Linked DNA regions of Mus musculus: region 1 is linked to region 2. A link is a contact called in ENCODE Hi-C or POLR2A ChIA-PET data. All regions are on one chromosome and are shown on one strand. Each heading gives the region's core, a stretch centred on a gene start or an enhancer-like site at or near the end of the contact. The rest is flanking DNA. Distances are from core to core; before and after follow the strand shown.

Region 1 (6,999 bases), core at 4,338-6,837, 230 kb before region 2:
TCTCCACGGGCCCGGTGACCTTTGCAATGCAGTTAGCCTTTGTTTGCTTTTCTTAAAAGGCCTGCAATTTATGATCCGAACAATGCCCCTTAGGCCAGGAAGAAAGGAATTTGAGGGTCCAGAAAGACTTGGTTTTCTTCCAGCCCTTCACCTCTGAAGCCATAGTTCCTCAATAACAGTGTATAACATTAAGACTGGGAGTACAGGGCAGGGGATTGATCTATAGCTTTGTGTCTCGTGGAGACCCTAGCAAACAAGAATATCCCAAGGATGGCAACAATAAAATCCAATCTACCAGCATCGTGCACCGAAGGGGAGGCTCGTATTTTCGGGTATGACTTGTTAACCAGTTATGCGTGAATGTGGAGAGGGGCATGGATTAGGGAGCTTTCTGTTCAAACAGAAGGGCTGACAAAACCATGGAATCTCAAATCGTCAGACATTCAACGGCCTTTTCTAAGAACCATGGGAGACAAAATGTCTACCTGATCCAGCAAGTCATAGGACACCGGCCACCACCACCCCATCCCCAGCTTAGACGGTCCCAATCCTCCTTTTGTCCTTAGTGAAGGAAGGAGCCTCCCAGTCCCTTGCCAGGCCAGCATTCTGCAGGTTGGAATCCTGCAGGCTACCTCCAAAATCGCCCTAGCTGGGGGGTAGAGGTGCACACAATTAATCTCAGCATTCAGGAGGCAAAGGCAGCTGGGTCTCTATGAATTCATGGCCAGTCTCGTCTACATAATGAGACTCCATACACGACAAAATGAACTCCACCCCCCTTAGTTGGGTCCTCCTGACTATTTATGGCTCAGGGGTCCAGAGGGACAGGCTGGGCCACTCGTGTAGCTCATATTTTGGCAACCAGCTGGAGATTTTCACAAAGCAGTTCCCACTCAAACCTGTGATGCACAGAGCAAACACACCGAGTGGCGTTGGCTGCCAGACCCTCCCCGCTCTGTTTTCTCTTCCTAGCACCTGACCTTAGCACTTCAATGTCATCTTTGAAGTCTCGCAATCCATCAGCGGCCATGTTCCTGACACACAAAAGCATTATCTGTGACGTATGTTCCTATTAATAGTACCAGCATCTCTGCCTGGACACCCTTGTCACCTGTTAATGTGGGCTCCTGCTGCCAACACCCCACCCCCAACCTTAGCAGCCCCATATCTCTCACTCCCCACCCAGAGCCACTGATCCACAGGTCTGGCCAGCCTCTCCTTTGGGCAGGAACTGCAGTGGACACTTAGGGACCCCTACGAAACAGTTCTCTCACAGTATGGCCAGACACACACACACACACACACACACACACACACACACACAGAGCTTTCTGCCGTCTCCTCCATATTCAGTCTGGAACTTGAGTGATCCTTCTTCCAGCCTGTAAAATCTCCAGCCTTTTCAGGAAGGCTCAGCTCTAAGGCTCCCTTTTCTCAAAGCTTTTCAGAGGCTAGGGCAGGGTCCTGGGTTCACTATCTGAGACCAACAAAACAAACTTTCGCTAAGGATCTCATTCTCCTTTGTTTATTCAGCCAAAAATAGGTATTGTGCACAGACATCAAGCCAGATTCTCTTCCAGGCACCGGAACTTCAATGGCAAATGAGAGCGTTGAGTTCTGTCTGCCCTTGGGGAGCTTGCTGTTACTAGGTGACAGAACTAAACAGGTAAATAAAACCCTGGAGACTGCAGGTGGGCGGTGGGAGGAGTCCGGGTATTGCTTGCACCACTGTCTTCTTGAGCCCTACTTGTGTCACGAAGTTGTCCCTTAGCATCCTCAAGGAAATCTGAGTCCCACTGATCTTAGAAACTTCCCTGATAGCCAGCTTCATCACATCTGTCTCTGTGATGGACCCTTCTAACTGTCGACTGGACAGGGGTTGGAATCACCTCTGAGCATGCCTGTGCGGGAGCTTCCAGAAAGGCTTAATCCAGGGAGGACCTTGAATGTAGGTGATGCCTTGCCACGGGCCCAGGTGAAAAAGAGAAAGCCACACAAGTACCCTCACGCCCCTGTCTCTGCTTCCTAATCCACTCAGATATGCAGAAGCCTCCTCCACCAAACCTTCCCGGCCACGATGGACTCTAGCTCCAAACCACCTGCCCCAAATAAACCCGTCTTCCTTGAAGTCACTTCCCATCACTCATTTAGACACAGAAGAGAGAAAAGCAACTTAGCTTGTGGGCCATATAACACAAAAAGCAAATCCCTTAATCTTTCTAAGGCATCATTTTATAAATGAGGACCAGCCGGGCAGTGGTGGCGCACGCCTTTAATCCCAGCACTTGGGAGGCAGAGGCAGGCGGTCTCTGAGTTCGAGGCCAGCCTGGTCTACAGAGTGAGTTCCAGGACAGCCAGGGCTACACAGAGAAACCCTATCTCGAAAAAACAAAAACAACAACAACAACAAAAAAAAAACCCAAAAAACAAACAAACAAAAAATAAGGACCATAGATTATATATGTAGCGGGGGTGGGGGGGGGGGTGGGGGGGGGTTGCCAGATGACAACTTTCAGGGGTCAAGTCTCTCTTTCTATCCAATGGGCCTTAGGGGTTGAACTCAGCTCACCAGGTTTGAAGCAAGTTCCTTTGCCAGCTGAGTCATTTTGCTGGCCCTGAAAATGGTTCTCACGAAGCCTGCCTTACTGACCTGGAACTCCAAGGGAGACGAGGAGGGCAAAGCGCTAAGCTAACTGAAGAGGAAGTACCCCCCTCCTTCCTGTCATGAAACTGTCCCTGGACAGACTGTGCTCTGGATCCAATGGAGTAAGCTACCCACCCCAATGCAGACACCGTTCGGGACAGAGGGATCTTTAAAAATCTTACATCTAAATCCACCCTTCTAGATTATGCTGAAGGAAGAGCCTATATGTTCCCAGGACACCCCTGAGCTGCCCGAGGAGTGAGTGTTTCTGCCTTACCCCTCCTGCATCGCAGGGTTCTGCTTCCTTTTAGTCTTTAGGGTTTGCTTCTTCACACACGGAAGCCTTAGGATTGTCCTGGCTGGAAGGCATGCCCTCTGCTTTGTGAACTAGAAAATAGGAGACAACATGACTGCAGGTGGCAGCCTCTGAATGGTGGCTTAAACCCCAAACTGCCACTCACGGAGCACAGGTCGCGTATACCTGGCAAGAGTCTCTCCTCTCTCAAGTCTACAGCTTCCACTCTTCCTGAAAACCCTGCCTGCTCCACTCTAGGGGTCCGCATGGCAGGGAACAGCTTAGCCCCGGGATGGGTCTGCTGGCACAATATCTCTTGAAGCATTGTGTCACTGTGCCACTCCAACAAGATGTGATTTTCTTCAGTGTCAGGGCTATGCTGGGGACCACCAGGAAGCAGACTCAGCCCCCTTGGTTTGACCCAAGTTTCCAGGGCTTTGGTAAATGTCCCTATAGCATTTTGAGTCTTTTAAAGATTAAGTCAGTCTCCCGCCATGACTCCTGAAGGTTGAGATCTATATCTCTGACAAACACCAGCATTTGATGAATGAAGGAGAGGAGAGATATGCAAATGTACAGCGGTGTTTGAGTCTATCCCTTTTTCCTAGCCTGACCTTTCACCCTCTTCATCTGCTTCTCCCAGCCACCTCCAGCAGGACCCCACGGGCATGCTTACTCTCTGCAAGTGACGGATGGACTTTCTGATTTTTGACACGATTGCTCTTGTGTTCACTTTCTGAGTGACAGAGGGTTTCCATCTCCACCTGGGAAGAAGCCCAGAGCCGGGACCAGTTAGTGAGAAGCTCTTTTGGCAGCCGCCTGGATACATTAGTGTGTGTGTTAGTTTCATTTCCTGACACTGTGATATGATGAATGCTCCGGCGGACTCTGTTTAGGGAGAATGGTTTATCAGACTCACAATCCCAGGTTGCAGTCTGCCACTGAGGGGGCAGTAATGGCAACAGGAGCTTGAAGGAAGTAGTCGCAGTCGTAAACAAGAGCATGGGAAGTGCCATGTCAGAACTCATGGTAATTGTCAGTTTTAATTGTCAGCTCCACATAATCTAGAATCAATCGCTGGAGAGATGACTCTTAAAGAGAGGCCCTCTAACCAGCCTCGCCTACGGGCTCACCTGTAGCGGATTGTCTTGACTGCATTGATTTTGACATGGGAAAAAGGCCATTCTGAAAGTGGATACCACCATAGGACTGGACCCTGAACTGTACAGGAAAGGAAAAGTGAGCTAGGCACGCCCCGCCCCCACCCCACATTGGACCTGAGAGGAAAGTGGTCCCTAACATCATTTCATTCACGGACAGTCCAAGGCAGTTTTGCTGCGACCACATGCATTGTTGACTGTTCAATGACCCTGGACTATAAGTGGTGGACCCCCTGCCCCCAGTTTTCCATTGTGATAATCATAAAACATGTATCTATGGCTGTCCCCTCATTTAAAAAAGTTCCTGGGTAGCTCTCACCCCCCTCCCCACCCCCGCCCCCTACTCCCATGCCCACCATTCCCAGAATAAATTGGTTGGATCCGAATTCTTTTGTTGGTGTTTACAAATTGTTTGGGGTTTGTTTGTTTGTTTGTTTTAACCCAATGACAATGGAACATGGAGTCAAGGGATCCCTCTGGTGCGGTGACAGAAGAGTGATTCCAGATAGAGAAACAGCAAAAGCTAGGAAATGGGTGCCGCTGGGGGGAAGGGAGGGGACAGGAGGAGAGAGGGTGGAGTAGAGACTGATGTATAAAGACTGTTAGTGAGGGCCCAGGTGCCAGTGGGATCAGGGTCACCAGCGTCGGGCTTCCCTTCCGTGTCTGTCTCAGTTTCTTTATTACTTTCTTCATCTTACCATTTGGTTAGGAGGCCCTGCCTCCAAGGGGCTCTGGCAACACTAAAAGAGCTCCTGTGGGTGAGATGTGAAGACTGTTCGAGCCTATGGTTCACTTCAGCCCCGGAGGCCATTGCTCCTTCAGCCAGTCCCACCCCACCCCCAACTCCCCCACCCCCCCACCCCCGCCCCGGGCATGAGCCGCGTCATCAGCAACAGGAAGTCACAAAAGTCTGAGCACCTTCTACCCACCGCTCTGTGCCTGGAACCCTCAGGCACTGTGGTTTTCCTTGCCTGGTGGCATCTGAGTGCGACCTATACCCTGCAGAAACACAGATAAAATGTGTGGTCCTGGGCTTCCCCGCACGTTAGAGCTGTGGGACCCAGGGGGGCAGTGAAGGTGTTTGGTACTCAGGCCTCTAGCGCAGGTGTATGACCCGCGAGTCCAGCAAGTTGGAAGCTCTGGAATAATACAATGAGGAACACTTCCCTTTTTTTTTTTTTTTTTTTTTTTTTTTTTGGTCTCAAAGTAAAATACCAAACACGACCCTACAGTAAAACATAGCAATAGGTCTTCTCATGAGGGTCACAGTTGATCTGCGGAAATCTGTCATTCCCATCAGGTAAATTTCAATCCCAGAGCAGTAAGTAGCTCCTCTGGGAACCAAATCCACCACGCAGTGAAAGCTCACACTTCCCTTTCTGAGCTCCTGCGGTGGTCAGCCAGATCTACTCAATCATGTGTGACCTTCTCTGACTCAGCCCGCAAAGGAGGCTGGGAGCAAGCACCCTCTTGGAGCAGTCAGGCTCCCAGAGTCCTCCCAGTTCCTCCCCAGCCCCGTTTTTCCTGTTGAATGTGATGGGCAGAGAAGGCTGCTCATTGGAGTCCCCTCAAACTAGCTTCGGTGGTGTCTTCAAGGGAAGTGACCTTTCTGAGTGGGTCCCCAGAGCACTAGAGATGCTGAGTGCGGTGACTCTGTGTGACACACCCTTGGCTTCTGCTCGCTTTACTGCAGTAGAAGCCTGATATCTGGCAGCCTCTGCCACCAACCCCAGGCCTGCACTTTGGGCACTGAGCATGCAATCTCTAAGTGCTCTGGACTCCTTTGAGAAAGAGGACATTAGCGCTGATGTTATTATATAGTAATGAGAAAATGTTCCTGTGGCAGAGCACAGTGTACTCTGCAAGGAAATATAGTTACCGGAATTACCCTCTCATGTATCGCCCCTCCAGGATATCAAAGTTGACAGCCCGGACTCAGGCCTGTGGTCATTTCCAGGTCACCTATCTGGTCCTCCTTCAACCTCCTCTGGCCTCGGAGGCTCAGGTCAGGTGCCTTCCCACCTATCTTCCCTCCACTCCCGAGAGTTCTGGGTGGACAGCAACTGTGCAAACACTTGGCTCAAATTTCCTTGTTCAGTTGCTGTGACAGAACCTGGGGTTAGGCAAAGTTTGCTTTCATTTTACACACAAGGAAAAACCAGGCCTGGAGTGGTTAAAGCCACTTGGCCAGTGACACACCAGGGGATGGAAATCCAGGTAACGGGGCTCGGTAAACAGATGATTGGACCCCATGCTTCGCAGCCCCACAGTCTGGGGCTTCTGTGTGGGTCTAGGTGCAGAACAAATTGTAGTCATCACGGTGCTTAGCATCCTGAGCACCGGGTGCTACAGAGTCAAGAAGTACTACTGATGAGCATCCCAGCTGTGTAGGAGGGGAAGCCCCCAGGCAAGCTCTGGGTCCCAGCGAGTGGACAGAGAGCCTCCATCTTAGCCACCTCCTCTTTTACCTGCCTACTTCTATCATGTGTGGTCCTAAAAGGAAGCCCATCCGATTCTACAGCCTAATGTCATCCTAAACACAGAGGAATTCCATGATCTTCTTGCATACATCCATTAACAGACCTACTGGAGAGGGACACCCCCTCCCTTTCAAATATGAGTATGGGGTAACTTGGAGAATGTACTAACTTTAAGCTTGAGTCCCTAGAGCTGATAAAAGTGACAGCCATTGAGAAGTGGGGGTGGGGTGGATTGAATTAGCAAATACATTGCTCTTAAGGATCTGAACAAATTATTATTTAAGTTGCTGAATTTTGGTCCATGGTATGGCTTTGTATGAATGCCATTCTGAATATTAGTTTAATAAAATAATGTTTCCACGTATACAGAAACAGGAGAGAGCTGAAGCCCATTTTGCAGTGCGTAGGCAGAGTGTAGCT
Region 2 (6,247 bases), core at 2,112-4,611:
TGCTTCCAGGTCTCGGTGGAGGAGCATGCACTGCAATCAGGGGCCTTCAGTGCTAGGAAGGGCTGTTAACCATGGCTCTCATTGCCTCTCCTGAGGGAAGTATAACGAGCTGTGGTCACCTCTGGTGCCAAATAGTGACCTTCATCCACCAGATGATCTGTGTGTGTGTCTGAGAAGTCTAGCCCATCAATCCTGTTCCTCTGTTGCTCTGACGTGGGTGAGGGGAGCAAATGTCACATGCCCCCTTAATAGCCATCGTTCATCTCCTGCCTTGGGCTCTTTACTGATCAATGCATGCAAACAAGTCATCTTCTACAAGAAGTGTCTCAAAGCAACATCGAAACTGGGAGGAAAGAAGAGCCCCTGGGATTAGAAGGCTCCCACCAAGGCTGAGGAGACTCTAGGGTATCCTCTTGGGGAGACGTCCCAGTGAACTTAGACCACCACAAGCCTGTTTGTCCCAACCATGACACTTTGTTCATTTTCTGTCACTCCTGCGTGTTATCCAGTGACAACACACTATGATGAAGGTCAGGGGTGTTTACAGACAAGGAATTGACTCAGCCTGATACCTTAGGCCCTCCCTGGAAGGACAGCTTGCTGCCAGTCAGAGCCCCTCCACTGTTCTAATCTGGGAAGCACCTCAGAGAGAGGAGGGCTTCTGAGGCTCCACCCCCTTGTCCACCAGGACATTTCTGCCCTTTTCTGTTTAGTGATTGTTCATCATTGGATAAGGGGTAGGTAGTCAAATACTGAATGTAGAAAAAGAAGCTAAGTAGCCAGAGGTTCAGGGCAAGCTATTGCCAAAACCAAGTCTCCTAGTGGCTGGGGCTTCCCACCCTGGTGACTAGGCTCTAACTCCTCCCTACACTAAAGCTGCATGAGCCTATGAGGAATCTCTCTGACCCCTCATAGTAACAGTGCCTAAGATGAGGTCAGTGACCAGCCAACTGTCTGTGCCCTACAGATGCGCATCTGAGCCTGCCCTGACCGCCCTCTTGAGTGCTCCCCAAGGCTTTGGCCTGTACACTGCTTGCTTTACTGGTCCTTGCAGCATTTGAAAGTGAGTCTTGTTGGCCCTGTACATCCTGAGTTCCCACCCCTCCCTGTGGCCATCTCACACTTTCTCTGGGCCATAAATGAGGGCCCCAAGAGAACCATGACTTCTTTCCTTGCTCACTTCCCAATTGGAACACTTATTCCTCCATTCCCCGCCCCCCTCCCTCTTGACAGCAGCCCCCTGAAACCATGTATCTGAAATCAATTGAGCAGACTATCCAGCCATGGTCACTCCTTAGTCCTTCCTGGCCTCAGCAGCACACACGCCACCTGCCATACCACTTCCAGAACACCTCCTGTCCTGCAGCCATCTCGGCTCACTCAAGCCCCTCATTTCTCACGGCTCCTTGCTCCTTGGTCCTCACAAGAATAGCTTCCTGTCCTTCTTTCCCCTGGCTCTGTATTCCTGCTGGGGTCATCTCCACCTTTAATCTGATCGTTCCTCCCTAAATCCACTTGCATCTTGGACATCTTCACGTATTCGGAAATTAGGCGCTTTACCTAAGAGGCAAACCTATTTAAGTACCTGCAAAATGAACAAAATCTGGGCTGTGATGCATCCATCTCCTGTTGCCCAAGCCAAAAACTTGGAACTATAGAGACCTCTAACCATGCTGTGACAATCACCAGGATGTGGGCGCCGACAAGGCAGCCGTGAGCACGGACAAGGCGGCTGAGGTCAGAGGCTTGGTGTTTTCTGATAGCCCAGATTCAAGCACAGCTATTTAGTAATTGAATGACTTCTAACTCATTTTTATATCTATATGTGTGAGTGTGTGTATATGTGTGTATATACTATATAATTATACTATATATCGTAATTATATATATTACATAATTACATATATATATACACATAATTACAGTATATACTATAGAAAATTGCACAATGCCTATGCAGCTATAATTTTTAAGTGTATGCTCATTGGTACCACTGCTTCCCAGGGGGAAGAGCTTAGCCTATCTGATCTGTGCCCAGGTTGCCACCAGCCTGTGACTTAGGGTCCCTCTATCTCAACACTGAAGTTTGAAATCAGAGAGTTGAAGAACAAGCAGGTGTCTAGAACTAGATACAGAGTTAGAGTGGGGGACCATGTCAAAGTCATGAAGAAGTCAAGCTCCTCTAAGAAGTACAGAGGCATCAGTAAGGGCACTGGACCCCGGGCTGACCTGGGTTCCGAAGCATTGTCGTTGATCTGGGTATCTCAGGATCTTATAAGAGTCCCTCTCTCCCCAGTGAGGATGGGATGGCCTGTCAGATCGCTGACTTGTGCCTCATACACAGTTCCCAATGTGTTATGTAGTCACCTTCCACTGTGAACCCTGCTCAGCTCAGTGCCTCACAAAGGACGAGTCATACAGCGGCCAGAACTCCACTCAAAGAGAAGGGCAGAGACCTTACTCAGAGTGCCATGTAGCTCAGAAGGGAAAACAAAGGGCAAATCCGGGAGAGGGCTCACACTTTCCCCCAAACCACTCTGAGTCCCCTGAGGGGTACACACAGCATGCTGTGATGTTCACAGGGGCAGGGCCTCCTGTTGGACACACACACCCTATGGGAAAGGTTCCCTCCCCTGTGCATCTGGAGGTGGGGGCATCTCTGGGTAGGCATCGAGGTATTGGCTCCTCAGCTTTCCGTCTAGGCAATTCACGGGCTCTACAAGCCTCTCTCCCTGACAGGCCATTACACACTCCTCACAAGGTTGCTGCAAAGATCAAATAACCTGCAGAGAGGGCTTGGCAAGTGCCTGGGCCTTCCTAAGAGTTAGATAAAAGTTCCCCCAGCCCCGTTTCACTGAATATAAAACTAGGGAAAGTTTGCTGTTTCTACTTAGTGGAACTCAATACCTACCAATCACATTTATCACAAGCCGGGCAATGGTCTAAGCAAAACAAACAACAACGTGAAGTTCAGAGCTGTGAGGTGACGTGCCCAGTGCCTTGCCACTGACAAGTGACAGAAGGTGACACATCCACCTCCCAACCCATACCCAGGACACTCGGGCATGGCACGTGGGATGCTAATGCTTTGTCTCTAGCATATGAGATGCTTGGAAAGTTTTGACCATGTGGTAGAGAGCCAGGGCTGAAGCCAAGGACCAGAGAAGGGCAGTGCTTTTATGAGGGACAAAGAACAGGGGAGGTTGGAGCTGGCATTAAGACCGGAGCACAGCAAGTTTCTTGGAAACTGAGCACAGCCTGTTGAACAGTTATTCACATGAATTTGCCCCCAGGGCCTGAGTAACCAGGCTGCAACTTGTGTAACCGGGAAGCGTGAAGGCAGGCAGTTATGATCGGAGCAGCTCGGCCTGCCTCTCCCATTGGACCCCAGGGCAGTCAGTCTGGGACAGGCTTTCCCAGAGAAGGTGGCAGATCTGGTTCCTCCTACAGGTTGCAGAGGATAGCTTCTGGGCTTCAGCATTGCAAACTGGTCCCTAGAAGTCAATTTTTGTTCTGTCCTTGCCGAGGCTTGTGATGGTGGGTTTTTGTTTTGTTTTGTTGTTTTTTTAAACACTGTGGATTTCAGACCAGCTTTTCTGAAAGACAGAGGTCCCTTCCTCCTCCCTCTGGCCTGTCCCCTCTGCTCTCCCTTCCCTTCTCTTTCTACACTGGGGCTCTGACTCAGTGCAGTTAATCTGTGTGTAGGAAAGCAGAAATGTCTAAAGAGCCTGCTCAGTATGCGAGGAATCCTTTTATAGTATGAATAATGGCTCCATTAAAAACCTACGGCAAGGTTTAAAACTTTTCCTGGCGTGACAGACAGGAAGGGCATGGGTGCCACCCTGTTGCCCTGGGAACACACACACCCCCACTTACTATAGTAAGAGGCTTCTCTGGGGTGTCTCCCCCACCAGAGCAGACAGCGAAAGCCTCGAAGCCAGCTCTTCACCCCGTGTGTGTGTGTGTGTGTGTGTGTGTGTGTGTGTGTGTGCATGTATGTGTGTGTGTGTGCATCCCCAGGCCATCTGCTTCCATTCCAGAGCACTGGCACCCACAAAGGAGGGAAGCCAACACCCACTGAGCAGCTAATCCTGCCTGCAGCAGGCCGTGGTATTTTGGCCCGTGGTGGTTTATTGTGTCAAATCCCATGGAACTGATGCAAGTGGACCTCCACAGTGAGAAACTCAAGTCTGGAAAGGCTAGTGACTTGAGTAGATGGAAAGTATTGAGTGCTGTCTATAAAACATGTTTTTGACATAGGCTCCGTGGGCATGGATGTAAAAACATCTCAAATCACCATTGGTCATTTTACCCCAGCACGCTCACCCTACATCTGAACTCTCCTACACTCTAACATAGCACCAGTACTTGTAGGTTCTTCCAGCTGAAGATCTGCCCAAGGTGTGCTTGTTCCCAGACAGCAGTGAGGCTGGCAACCAGACAGTCGCTTGCTTAGTAAGTCTCATCCCTGTTCTTCTGTAGCAGCCGGCTGAATCACACTTCCCAACCTCCTGGAGGTTCAGTCAAGGGACTCTTGGAGGCAATGGGATGTGAGCTAGCCTAACACATGCATCTCTCCTCTGCTCAACCACAAGCCCTTAGTGCAGATTTGAATTAAAACGAGCCCCATAGGCTCAGAGGGAGTGAGTGGCATTACTAGGAGGTGTGGCCTTGATGGTGTGGGTGTGGCTTTGTTGAAGGAAGTGTGTCACTGGGGGGAGGGGGCAGACTTTGAGGTTTCAAATGCTCAAGTCACGCCCAGTGGCTGACTCTTCCTGCTGCCTGCCAATTCAGATATAGAACTCTCAGCTACCTCTCCAGCTTGTCTGCTTGCCTACCTGCCTGCCTGCCTGCCTGCCTGCCTGCCTGCCACCATGCTCATCACCATAACAATAATGTGTAGCCACCAGCAGCCAAGAGAACTGGGTTCCTGAAAGGAAAGCTGGGGGTGGTTGGGAAGGATGGACAAGAAAAAAATGAGACCGAGACAAAGTTTCTGATCAAAGCCAGATGCTTAATTCTTAAAGCCGAATATAAAGGGGGGAACCACCCCCCATCCACCACCACCCTCACCACCTCCACCACCCCCACTCCCCCCACCACCCCCACACACACAAGTTGCCCAGATCTTGACAGGAAAACAAGCACAGCTGCTCAGCAGGTAGTGGTTTCTTGCAGGAAGCTGCAGACAAGGCAGGACAATAGACTCCACCCTAGGTGGGCTAGTCCAACTGTGCAAAACAAGGTCTGATTTAGCCCGCTTAAGGGCACAATAATGGACTAAGCCTGTGGACTACAGCCCCAACTAAGTGCCTTTCTTTATAAGAGTTGCTATGGTCATGGTGTCTTTTCACAGCAATAGAAACCCTGCCTAAGACGCCCTTTCACACAAAACAAGTCTCCCTCTGTCTTGAGAGGATCATCTCATATTTCCACGTAACTGTACAAAACATATTATTGTGGCTCATGGTTTCAGGGTTCCAGTTCCCAATTGACTCCATTGCTCTGGGCCAGAGGTCAAGGTGTGTTCTTATCACACAGAGGGAACTGCTTAGTATCAAACCAGCCTTCCTCAGCTGACAAGATACAGATTGAGCTAGATGCAGGGCAACATATACCCCCTGAAAATATATCCTCTGTCACCTATTTCTTCAATTAGGTCCCATGTCTGGAAGTTTTCACCGCCTCTCCAGAACACCACCATATTCCAAATCCATTGGCAGATTAGTTGACTGATGAAGGCAGAGTCCTCGGGTCTGGATCTTAGTGACTGGATCCATCAGCTATGGACCTCATCTTCAACCCCTGTACCTTTAGAATGATGCTTACGTCACAAAACCCAATAGCTGAGTGGTGGGGTAAACAGCGGTGCTCTTTAGCACAGGTTCCTCTTTGACTGTACCCTGAAACCACACAGAGAAATTTAGCCTTGAAAAGTGGAAGCCAGGCATCATACTATTAACACTCCCAAGCCGGGCGGTGGTGGCACACGCCTTTAAAATCCCAGCACTTGGGAGGCAGAGGCAGTCGGATTTCTGAGTTCAAGGCCAGACTGGTCTACAAAGTGAGTTCCAGGACAGCCAGGGCTACACAGAGAAACCCTGTCTCGAAAAAACAAGAAAACAAACAAACTAACTATTAACACTCCCAGGGGACTGCAGCTAATGTAAAGCTAATGTTAAGAGCCTTTGCCTCAAGGCAATGCTCTCAAAACTGTATCTAATCTTCCAGTATCAGCACCAGCTGT

Evidence for each region. Hi-C counts contacts between places; a loop is a spot of excess contacts on that map. ChIA-PET counts read pairs that join two places held with the same protein, here RNA polymerase II (POLR2A).
Region 1: a loop to region 2 is called in a map of Patski, with 3 times the contacts of the local background. The contact joins two enhancer-like sites. A Hi-C loop is called at or near these places in 2 of 37 maps with a recorded cell type or tissue (Patski and regulatory T cell). POLR2A ChIA-PET finds 5 or more read pairs at or near these places in 1 of 5 experiments (Patski).

What each region holds. Positions count from the first base shown.
Region 1 is chr3:101,798,584-101,805,582 of GRCm38, reverse strand. No RefSeq gene overlaps it. Among named protein-coding and RNA genes, the nearest start is that of Gm33381, 26 kb to the left of the region's middle. Within about 2 kb of position 5,587, at least 1 of the 3 ENCODE cell types and tissues checked has a DNase peak (open chromatin) inside an H3K27ac peak, as active enhancers do.
Region 2 is chr3:101,569,390-101,575,636 of GRCm38, reverse strand. No RefSeq gene overlaps it. Among named protein-coding and RNA genes, the nearest start is that of Atp1a1, 32 kb to the left of the region's middle. Within about 2 kb of position 3,361, at least 1 of the 3 ENCODE cell types and tissues checked has a DNase peak (open chromatin) inside an H3K27ac peak, as active enhancers do.